Regions from separate parts of the Homo sapiens genome. Here regions 1 and 3 are each linked to region 2. The links are chromatin contacts, found by Hi-C or POLR2A ChIA-PET in ENCODE. All regions are on one chromosome and are shown on one strand. Each heading gives the region's core, a stretch centred on a gene start or an enhancer-like site at or near the end of the contact. The rest is flanking DNA. Distances are from core to core; before and after follow the strand shown.

Region 1 (3,663 bases), core at 1,140-3,639, 190 kb before region 2:
TCCTTAGGGTTCTGAAATAATTTTTTTTTACACTTTTTTGTTTTTTTTCTTTCTTTTTTATTTTTTTTATTTTTATTTTTTATTTTTTCAGACAGGGCCTCACTCTGTTGCTCAGACTGGAGTGCAGTGGTACAGTCTCAGTCTCAGCTCACTGCAGCCTTCCATGGCTAAAGTGATCCTCATACCTCAGCCTCCCTAGTAGCTGGGACCACAGGCATGTGCCACACCCAGCTAATCTTTCATATTTTTTGTAGAGAAAGGGTTTTCACTGTGTTGGCCAGGCTGGTCTCAAACTCCTGGGCTCAAGTGATCCTCCCTCCTTGGCCTCCCACAGTCCTGGAATTACAGGCATGAGCCACCGCACCGCCCTCTTTATCCTTAAGTAACATTGATATGGAGATAAAAAACATGGGTTCTTGGCCAGGCGTGGTGGCTCACACCTGTAATCCCAGCACTTTGAGAGGTTGAGGCAGGCGAATCACTTGAGGTCAGGAGGTTGAGACCAGCTTGGCCAACATGGCAAAATCTCGTCTCTGCTAAAAATGCAAAAATTAGCCAGGTGTGGTGGTACCTGCGACTGTAGTCCCAGCTACTCCGGAGGATGAGGTGGGAGGATCGCTTGAACCAGGGAAGCAGAGGTTACAGTGAGCTGAGATTGCACCACTGCATGTCAGCCTGGGTGACAGAGCAAGACCCTGTCTGAAAAAAAAAAAAAAAGCATGGGTTCTGGAGTTGGAGGTGATCAGTGCTGGGTGTATTAATTTCCCATGGCTGCAATAACAAATTATGACAGATTTTTGGTTTAAGACAACAGGAATGGATTCTCTCTCAGTTCATGGTCAGAAGTCTGAAATCATGGTACTGGCAGGGCCACAATCCCTGGAGAGGTTCTACAGGAAAATCCTTGCATCTTCCAGATTGCAGTGGATCCAGCTGTTGCTTGATTTGCAGCAGCGAAACCCAAGTCCCTGCGTCTGTCTTCACTCCTGTGTCTTGTGTCCTCTTTTTTCCTTTTTTTTTTAAAGTGAGATGGAGTCTCGCCGTGTTATAGGCTGGTCTCGAACTCCTAGGCTCAAGTGATCCTCCCACCTCAGCTGTTCTTTTCTTTTCTTTTTTTTTTTGAGACGGAGTCTGGCTCTGTCACCCAGGCTGAAGTGCAATTGCGCGATCTCCGCTTACTGCAAGCTCTGCCTCCTGGGTTCAGGCCATTCTCCTGCCTCAGCCTCCCGGGTAGCTGGGACTACAGGCGCCCGCCACCACGCCCGGCTAATTCTTTGTATTTTTAGTAGAGACGGGGTTTCACCGTGTTAGCCAGGATGGTCTCCATCTCCTGACCTCGTGATCTGCCCACCTTGGCCTCCCAAAGTGCTGGGATTACAGGCTTGAGCCACCGTGCCCGGCCCCAGCTGTTCTTTTCTTATAAGGACACTGGGCATTGGATTTAGGGCCCACTTTATATCTAGGATGATCTCATCTCAAGATCCTTATCTGCAAAGACCCTATTTCCTAATAAGGTCACCTTCACAGATTCCAGGGGTTACAACTTGGATGTCTGTCTTTTTTTTTTTTTTGAGATGGAATTTTGCCCAGGCTGGAGTGCAATGGCGTGATCTCGGCTCACTGCAACCTCTGCCTCCCGGGTTCGAGCGATTCGCCTGCTTTGGCCTCCCAAAGTCCTGGGATTACAGGGATTAGAGGCATGTGCCACCATGCCCGGTTAATTTTTTTTGTATTTTTAGTAGAGATGGGGTTTCTCCGTGTTGGTCAGGCTGGTCTCGAACTCCTGACCTCAGGTGATCCGCCCACCTTGGCCTCCTAAAGTGCTGGGATTACAGGTGTGAGCCACCGCCACCAGCCTCACATATGGCTAATTTTTAAGTTTCTTCTAGCGATGCGGTCTCACTATTTTGCCCAGGCTGGTCTTGAACTCCTGGGCTCAAGCAGTCCTCCTGCCTTGGCCTCCCAAAGTGCTAGGATTACAGACGTGAGCCACTGCGCCCGGCCAATAAATATTTATGTCCATGTTACTGACAGCAGTGTTCGTTGGTGTGGCATGGGAATGAGCTAGCTTTTCTAGGAGGAGCCCCCTATGCTCCAGGGCTGCCCCGCTGTCTTGGCTCACCGGCCATGGGAGGGAGTCCTGGGCCATGATCTGTACCTAACATAGGAGGCCCAGGAGAGGCACGTGGGGAGGACTTCCAGCCCTGTTCCTTGACGTCTGCACCCTCCAGGGGAAGGATGACAGCTGCAGAAGGGCCTGTCTCTGTCACTCTGTAGTGAACAGTTACTTCTTGCCATCTGAAGTCACCCTGGCCTACGTCCATGAGATTGGCCAAATGGCAACTACCAACACCAGGCCATTTTCCCTGTGCAGAGGGGGAGGCCCTTTGGCGTGGGCTTCCTGGGCTTGAGGAAGCTTTGGCATGGCCTCTGGAGTTCCTGGGCATAGGCTGCCCTCCCTTGGAAAGGAGGCAGTTTCTCAGGGAGGGGTGCCGGGAAAGAGAACAGAACAAACTCTCACTTCCCCAGCCCTGTGGCGCTCTTTCTGGAAATGACTGTGTCACTTTTCTTTCTTGGTCAGCACGAGTCAGTGTGGCCAGTGCTTTAGACTCTCCCATCCCCTTGGCTCAGAAGCTTACACAGCAGCATGGGCTCCGTCAGGGGCTAAACTTCAGTTTGTGAGGGGCATGCCATGGGGTGGAAAGTTCAGAGAAAAACCCTTTGTCCAAAGAAGGTGAAGAATGGCCTGCTGTCACCGAACCAGGGGCCCTTGTGACTTCCTTTGGTTACACTCCTGGGATCCCCCTGACAGCTGGGGCAGGGGTATAGAAGAGCTTGTTATGTGCCCCATCTTTAGGACATCTCGGTGTCAAGCTGGAGTGACAACAGGGAAAGTTAGTAACCCCAGAAAGGCATTTGTGTTTCAGCGGTGCCTGCGTGTGGCTAATGGATACCGTCATTTATTGAGCATTTATCCCGTACCAGACTGTGCATAAACTTGTGTTGACTCAAAATGCTTGACCTTGGGGGCAGCTAGGGAAAGGGCAGTGATATAAATTAGGCCTATGGGCCACATTGAGCCTGTGGCCTATTTTTATCTGTGTTTGTATTTTATTAGTGAGACAGAGTCTCACTGTGTTGCCCAGGCTGGAGTGCAATGGCATGGTCTTGGCTCACTGTAACCTCCACCTCCCAGGTTCAAGTGATTCTCATGCCTCACCCTCCTGAGTAGCTGGGATTACAGGCCTGTGCCACCACCCTGGCTAATTTTTGTATTTTTAGTAGAGACAGGGTTTCACCATCTTGGCCAGGCTGGCCTCGAACTCCTGACCTCAAATAATCTGCCTGCCTCAGCCTCCCAAAATGCTGGGATTACAGGTGCGAGCCACCGCACCCAGCCTGTGTTTTATTATTTATTTATTTTGAGATGGAATCTCGCTCTGTTGCCCAGGCTGGAATGCAGTGGCGCAATCTCGGCTCACTGCAACCTCTGCCTCCCAGGTTCAAGCGATTCTCCTGTCTCAGCCTCCCGAGTAGCTGGGATTACAGGCACATGCCGCCATGCCCAGCTAATTTTTTGTATTTTAGTAGCTCACTGCAGCCTCTAACTCCTGGGCTCAAGTGATCCTCTGGCCTCATCCTCCCAAGTAGCTGGGACTACAA
Region 2 (3,486 bases), core at 921-3,420:
GTTTTGTTTTGTTTTTGAGACGAAGTCTCTGTCACCCAGGCTGGAGTGCAGTGGCATGATCTCGGCTCACCGCAACCTCAGCCTCCTGGGTTCCAGTGATTCTGCTGCCTCAGCCTCCTGAGTAGCTGGGATTACAGGGGTGCGCCACCATGCCCAGCTAATTTTTGTATTTTTAGTAGAGATGGGTTTCATCATGTTAGCCAGGCTGGTCTCAAACTCCTGACCTCAGGTGATCCACCTGCCTCGGCCTCCCAAAGTGCAAGGATTACAGGCATGAGCCACTGTGCCCAGCCCCTAATTTGTGTATTTTTAGTAGAGGCAGGGTGTCACCATGTTGGCCAGGCTGGTCTCAAACCCATGACCTCAAGTGATCCACCCACCTTGGCCTCCCAAAGTGCTGGTATTACAGGCATGAGCCACCGTGCTTTGAGTTTTTTTACAGTAAGTCTTGGCCGGAGTGCAGTGGCTCAATCTTGGCTCATTGCAACCTATGCTTCCTGGGCTCAAGCAATCCTCCCACCTCAGCCTCCTGAGTAGCTGGGATTATAGGTGCACGCCACCATGCCCAGGTAATTTTTGTTTTTGTTTTTGTTTTTGGTGGAGACAGGGTTTTGTAATGTTGCCCAGGCTGGTGTCAAACTCCTGGGTTCAAGCAGTCCACCCGCCTCAGCCTTTCAAAGTGCTGAGATTACAGACGTGAGCCACTGTGCCTAACCAATTTGAATTCTTATCATTTTTGTCTGTTCATTAAGAGCCATTATTAGTGGGTCACTGTCGTCATACTTGGCTTTAATTCTTGAGATGTGGTTTCTTCTAGCTCTTTGAACCTTTTTTTTTGTTTTGTTTTTAATTGAGACAAGGTCTTGCTGTGTCACCCAAGCTAGAGTGCAGTGGTGTCATCACAGTTCACAACAGCCTTGACCTCCTGGGCTCAAGTGATCCTCCTGCCTCAGCCCCCTGAGTAGCTGGGACCACAGGTGCACACCAGCACACTTGGCTAATTATTATTATTATTATTTTTTTTGTAGAGATAATGTTTCGCTTTGTTGCCCAGGCTGGTGGTCTGAACTCCTGAGCTCAAGTGATCCTCCTGCCTCAGCCGCTCTATTTTTTTTTTTTAATCGAGACATGGTATTGCTCTGTTGCCCAGGCTGGAGTGCAGTGGTGGGATGGTAGCTCAACTTCCAGAGCTCAGATGATCCTCCCTCTTCAGCCTCCAGTGTATCTGGGACCACAGACATGCACCACCCAGCCCAGCTTGAACCTGTTTTTAGTAGCTGCTTTGAAGCCTTTTGGTCCAACATCCGGATCCATTCCTCCACAGAAAGGTTCTGTTGACTCCTTTTTGTCCTCAGCGTAGGTCACACTTTCCTGTTTCTTCACATGTCTGGCAAGCTTTTGTTGTCAGAAAGTAGACATTGTATTTTTATTTATTTGTTTTTAATTTTGTTATGTTTTTGAGATGGAGTCTCTCACTGTCGCCCAGGCTGGAGTGCAGTGGTGCGATCTCGGCTGACTGCAGCCTCCGCCTCCTGGGTTCAAGCGATTCCCCTGCCTCAGCCTCTGGAGTAGCTGGGATTACAGGCACCCGCCACCACGCCCGGCTAATTTTTGTATTTTGTATTTTTAGTAAAGACGGGGTTTTACCATGTTGGCCAGGCTGGTCTCGATCTCCTGACCTCAGGTGATCTGCCCACCTTGGCCTCCCAAAGTGCTGGGATTAAAGGCGCGAGCCACCGCGCCTGGCCTTGTTTTGTTCTTAATTGTTGTTTTTCTTTTCTTTCTTTCATGTTTCCCCTCGGAGACAAGGTCTTGCGCTGTCACTGATGCTGGACTGCAGTGGTGCAGTTTCAGCTCACTACAGCCTCCCGGGCTCAAGCCATCCTCCCACCTCAGCCTCCCGAGTAGCCGGAACTACAGGCTTGTGCCACCACACCCAGCTAATTTTTTTTTTTTTTTTTTTTTTTTGGTAGAGACAGGGTTTCTCCATGTTGCCCACGGTGGTCTTGAACACCTGGGCTCAAGTGATCTGCCCGCCTCTGCCTCCCAAAATGCTGGGATTACAGGTGTGAGCCACCGCGCCTGGCCCAATTCTCATTTTTATTTAGAAGGAGTCACCCCTGGGTCAGCCAAGCTGAGACATCAGTTGGTGGTTGGTCAGAACTTGTGCCCAAATATGCTGAGTCAGCGGCTCTGCCCGGGCCCAAATGCTGAGTCAGCACCTCTGCCCGGGCAGTCTGCAGGCTGGCCCTACCTTTGCTTTCTGCCTGTGGTTCCTATCAGGGCACGCACTTCAGTTCTGTTGGGCAGGGAGACGTGCATCAGACTCTCTCCAGGGCATATGTGCTGTCTTGCGCTTGCGCGTGGCCTCCCAAACCCCTAGGGATACCTGGGGCCAGCTGGGGCAGTCTCTGTCTCGACCTCCTTTTCCATTTCTGGCTAGTTTACCAATCTGTTTCATCCTTAGGCCAGCTGATGACCTTGGCCCTCTCCTCCCGAGATCCCTGCAGCTTCCAACAGTGAGGCCCTCCAGCAGTGAGGCTGCTGATTTTCATGGCCTGGCTGGAGCTGGGGGCCCAGGCCAGGAGCAGCCCCAGGCAAAAATCACCTCCCGCTGCTCTTCCCTGCCACTCAGTACTTTTTCTGGAATAAACATTTCCTCACTGGGTGAACACCTTTGACGAGATCTTCACAGTCCTGGGATGGTTGCTTTGGACAATTCTGTTTAGCTTTATTGTTGCTTTTAGGGAGAGGATTTGCCAAGATCTTCACTCCACCATTTGGGAAAATCCACATTTCGTTTGTTGCAATAGCTTTGGCTTTATTTTAATAGATTATAATTTATTTATTTTTTATTTATTTATTTTTGAGACAGGGTCTTGCTCTGTCACCCAGGCTGGAGTATAGTGACATGATCTCTGCTCACTGCAACCTCCGCCTCCTGGGCTCAAGCAATTCTGCCACCTCAGCCTTTTGAGTAGCTGGGATTACAGGCGTGCACCACCATATCTGGCTAATTTTTTTGTATTTTTAGTAGAGACAGGATTTTGCCACGTTGCCCAGGCTGGTCTCAAACCCCTGGGCTCAAGCAGTCTGTCCACGTTGGCCTCCCACAGTGCTGGGATTACAGATGTGAGCCACCACTCCCAGCCAGAATTTATTTTAACGTTTATGGAAAACCAACTCACCAAACCTATGATTTCATGGTTTTCAGAATGAGGCCAATTTAAAAATAAGTGCCTTAGTCTGGGGGTGTTGGCCCATATCCATAATCCCAGCACTTTGGGAGGCTGAGGCAGGAAGATTGTGAAGATTGCTTGAGGCCAGGAATTTGAGACCATCCTAGACGACATAGAGACCCCCCATCTCAACAACAAAAATAAAAAAATTAGCCAGGCACAGTGGTACACATCTGTAGTCCTAGCTACTTGGGAGGCTGAGGCAGGAGGATCACTTGAGCCCAGGAGTTCGAGGCTGCAGTGAGCT
Region 3 (3,525 bases), core at 435-2,934, 130 kb before region 2:
TCTCATTGATCAGAAGTATTGGAAAGGGTCCACACCATCATTGCTTGAGTCAGTTATTAAATGCCACTTTTGACTTCTCGCCAGGGTGTGTTCCAGGAAGATCATCTGAAGCTGCTGGGAGCTTGAAGCTGAGGGCAGTGGTCGGCGCTGTTGGTAGGAATTGTGGAGCTTGGGCAGCCTGAAGGCTTTGTGTCTTGGCTTTGGGCAGAGGGTCAGCTTTTCCCAGAGGTCTCACTGTACTTCAGCCCATGCTCTGGTGTAAGGCAGAGGACAGGAGGCATAAGTGGGCTTTAAAGCCAGGATTTGGAACTCAGCTTTTACACTTCCTTGCTTTGTGAGTGAAGTCACTTCTCCATGCTTTGGGCTCCTTATCTCTAAGTGTGGGCTTGTCAGAAAAATTTAAAAGCCCACTAAAGCACTTGGTACAGAGTAGGCATTCACAGTCTGTGGTGCGGCTGTGCAGGGAAGATTATGGCTCCGAATCCATGCTGTGACCTTCCTAAGTGGTTGTGGAGGGGCTGATGCACCCTGCCTAGTGGTGCAGGGCCACCATGTAGGGAGGGCCCAATGTCTGATAGGATAGAGCCAAGGCACGCTTCTTTCTCAGATCCAAGTGACAGCCGAATCTAATATGAACATTTCTGAGTTCTCCCCCACACCTTGTTTTCAGGGACGGTCTCACTCTCTCTCCCAGGCTGGAGTGCAGTGATGCAATCTCAGCTCACTGCAACCTCGACCTCCCTGGACTCAAGCTGTCCACCCACCTCAGGCTCTCAAGTAGCTGGGACTACAGGTGTGCACCACCATGCCCAGCTAACTTTTGTGTATTTTTTTTGTAGAGACAGGGTTTCGCTATGTCACCCAGGCTGTTCTCGAACTCCTGAATTCAAATGATCTTCCCACCTCGGCCTCCCAAAGTGCTGGATTACAAGTGTGCATCACTGCACCCGGCCTGAGTTCTCCCTTGAAAAAAAAGGCGGGGGCGGGGGGGAGCAGTTTGGAGATAGGGTCTCGCTGTGTCACCCAGGCTGGAGTGCATTAACGACCCATTGCAGCCTCGACCTCTTGGATTCAAGCAATCCTCCCACCTCAGCCTCCCAAGCTGCTGGGACCACAGACACACACCACCACACCGGCTAATTTTTTAAGTTATTTGTAGAGATGAGATCTCACTGTGTTGCCCAGGCTGATCTCAAACTCCTGGGCTCAAGTGATTTTCCTGCCTCAGCCTCCCAAGGAAATAAAATATTCTTGGATTCTTGGTTAGCTTTAATTATTTCCGCTTTCCAGGCTAGCCCAGGAGTTGCCCTCCAGCACGTCCTTTGAAAAGTACTTTTCGGCCGAGCGTGGTGGCTCACGCCTGTAATCCAAGCACTTTGGGAGACCGAGATGGGAGGATCACCTGAAGTCAGGAGTTGGAGACCAGCCTGACCAACATGACGAAACCCTGTCTCTACTAAAAATACAAAAATTAGCCGGGCATGGTGGTGGGCGCCTGTAATCCCAGCTACTCAGGAGGCTGAGGCAGGAGAATCACTTGAACCTGGAAGACGGAGGTTGCCGTGAGCCAAGATGGTGCCATTGCACTCCAGCCTGGGAGACAGAGCAAGACTCCGTCTTAAAAAAAAAAAAAAAAGTATCTTTCCCACTGTTGTGATTAGAAAGACCAGCAGAGGGCATCAGAGACTTAGTTCGGAGACAGAACGTAGCTGATTCCATCCTGCCTTACTTAGCCCCCATGGAATGGCTCAACGCAGGTTCCTTTTGTCCGCGGGCAGCAGCAAGTGGAGGTCGTGCAGCTTCCACTTGCACCAGTTTACTGTGCCTTGGAATTGGATAGATGATGGCAGAAGTCGAGGCCCCACGGAGGGGCCACCTTCATCTCTGGAACCTGCACCTTTACCTACTTATGTCCACAAAAAGAGTCAGACTCTGAATCTTTTTTTGTTTTTTTTTTTGTTTTGTTTTGTTTTGAGACGGAGTTTTGCTCTTGTTGCCCAGGCTGGAGTGCAATGGCACGATCTTGGCTCACCGCAACCTCTGCCTCCCGGGTTCAAGCGATTCTCCTGCCTCAGCCTCCCAAGTAGCTGGGATTACAGGCATGAGCCACCATGCCCGGCTAATTTTTTGTATTTTTAGTAGAGACGGGGTTTCTCCATGTTGGTGAGGCTGCTATCAAACTCCCAACCTCAGCTGATCCACCCACTTCGGCCTCCCAAAGTACTGGGATTACAGGCGTGAGCCACCGCGCCTGGCCCAGACTCCGAAAATATCTGAAGAGATTTATTCTGAGCCAAATATGAGTAACCAATGGCCTGGGACACAGCCCTCAGGAGATCCTGAGAACATGTACCCAAGGTGGTTGGGGCATAGTTTGCTTTTATACATTTTAGTGAGACATGAGACATCGGTCAATATGTGTAAGATGGGCTGGGGGTGCCCTGGCTCACACCTGTAATCTCAGCACTTTGTGAGGCCGAGAGGGGCAGATTGCTTGAGCCTAGAAGTTCAAGACCAGTCTGGGCAACACAGTGAGACTCTGTCTCTACAAAAAAATACAAAAACTAGCCAGATGTGGTGGTGCGTGCCTGTAGTCCCAGCTACTTGGGAGGCTGAGGTGGGAGGATCACCTAAGTTAGAGAAGTTGAGGCTGCAGTTGACCACGCTGATCTCGAACTCCTGGCCTCAAGCAATGATCCTGCCTCAGCTTCTCAAAGTGGTGGGATTATAGACGTGAACCACCACACCCAGCCAACAGAAGTTCTTTGTTTTTTTTTTTTGGTCCCAAACTTTACCGTTGACAACCGAAGTATTTTAAAGCAAATCCCAGATATCCTGTCATATTACCCCTATAATTTCATTTTCTTTCTTCCTTTTTTTTTTTTTTTTTTTGAGACAGATTCTCGCTCTGTTGCCCAGGCTGGAGTGCAGTGGCATGATCTCGACTCACTGCAACCTCCCAGGTTCAAGCAATTCTCCTGTCTCAGTCTCCTGAGTAGCTGGGACTACAGGTGCACGCCACCACGCCCAGCTAGTTTTTGTATTTTTAGTAGAGACAGAGGTTTCACCATATTGGTCAGGCTGGTCTCGAATTCCTGACCTCAGGTTATCTGCCCCCTTTGGCCCCCCAAAGTGTTTGGATTACAGGTGTGAGCCACCACGTCTGGCCTATAATTTCATTTTCTTATATCATGACACTACCATTATCACACCTATCAAAGTCCACAATTATTATTTGGTATCATCTGATATTACATTTCCCTGAGGATCTCAAAAGTGTCCTTTTACACTTGGTTTGTTTGATTCATGATCCAAACAAAGTTCACATACTGTATTTCGTTGTTGTGATTTTTCAGTCTCTCTTTTTTAAGACGGAGTCTCGCTCTGTCGTTCAGACTGGAGTACAGTGGCACAATCTCACCTCATTGCATCCTCCGCCTCCTGGCTTCAAGTGATTCTCCCTGCCTCAGCCTTTTGAGTAGCTGAGATTACAGGCACCCACCACCATACCCGGCTAATTTTTGT

The links. Hi-C counts contacts between places; a loop is a spot of excess contacts on that map. ChIA-PET counts read pairs that join two places held with the same protein, here RNA polymerase II (POLR2A). Pooled maps may share reads with other maps.
Region 1: a loop to region 2 is called in a map of endothelial cell of hepatic sinusoid, with 9 times the contacts of the local background. The contact joins two enhancer-like sites. A Hi-C loop is called at or near these places in 1 of 168 maps with a recorded cell type or tissue (endothelial cell of hepatic sinusoid). POLR2A ChIA-PET finds 5 or more read pairs at or near these places in 4 of 52 experiments (OCI-LY7, WTC11, activated CD4-positive, alpha-beta T cell and 1 more).
Region 3: a pooled map shows a loop between it and region 2 (2.1-fold over the local background). The contact joins two enhancer-like sites. A Hi-C loop is called at or near these places in 1 of 50 pooled maps. POLR2A ChIA-PET finds 5 or more read pairs at or near these places in 4 of 52 experiments (GM12878, OCI-LY7, PC-9 and 1 more).

The regions. Positions count from the first base shown.
Region 1 is chr19:10,874,322-10,877,984 of GRCh38, forward strand. All of the region lies in intron 1 of CARM1 (coactivator associated arginine methyltransferase 1), which reads left to right. Among named protein-coding and RNA genes, the nearest start is that of CARM1, 4.6 kb to the left of the region's middle. RefSeq lists enhancers at 1-479, 480-980, 2,300-2,449, 2,630-2,859. Within about 2 kb of position 2,390, at least 11 of the 41 ENCODE cell types and tissues checked have a DNase peak (open chromatin) inside an H3K27ac peak, as active enhancers do.
Region 2 is chr19:11,062,726-11,066,211 of GRCh38, forward strand. No RefSeq gene overlaps it. Among named protein-coding and RNA genes, the nearest start is that of LDLR, 25 kb to the right of the region's middle. Within about 2 kb of position 2,171, at least 4 of the 41 ENCODE cell types and tissues checked have a DNase peak (open chromatin) inside an H3K27ac peak, as active enhancers do.
Region 3 is chr19:10,935,152-10,938,676 of GRCh38, forward strand. No RefSeq gene overlaps it. Among named protein-coding and RNA genes, the nearest start is that of TIMM29, 8.1 kb to the left of the region's middle. RefSeq lists a silencer at 923-1,254 and an enhancer at 2,184-2,683. Within about 2 kb of position 1,685, at least 3 of the 41 ENCODE cell types and tissues checked have a DNase peak (open chromatin) inside an H3K27ac peak, as active enhancers do.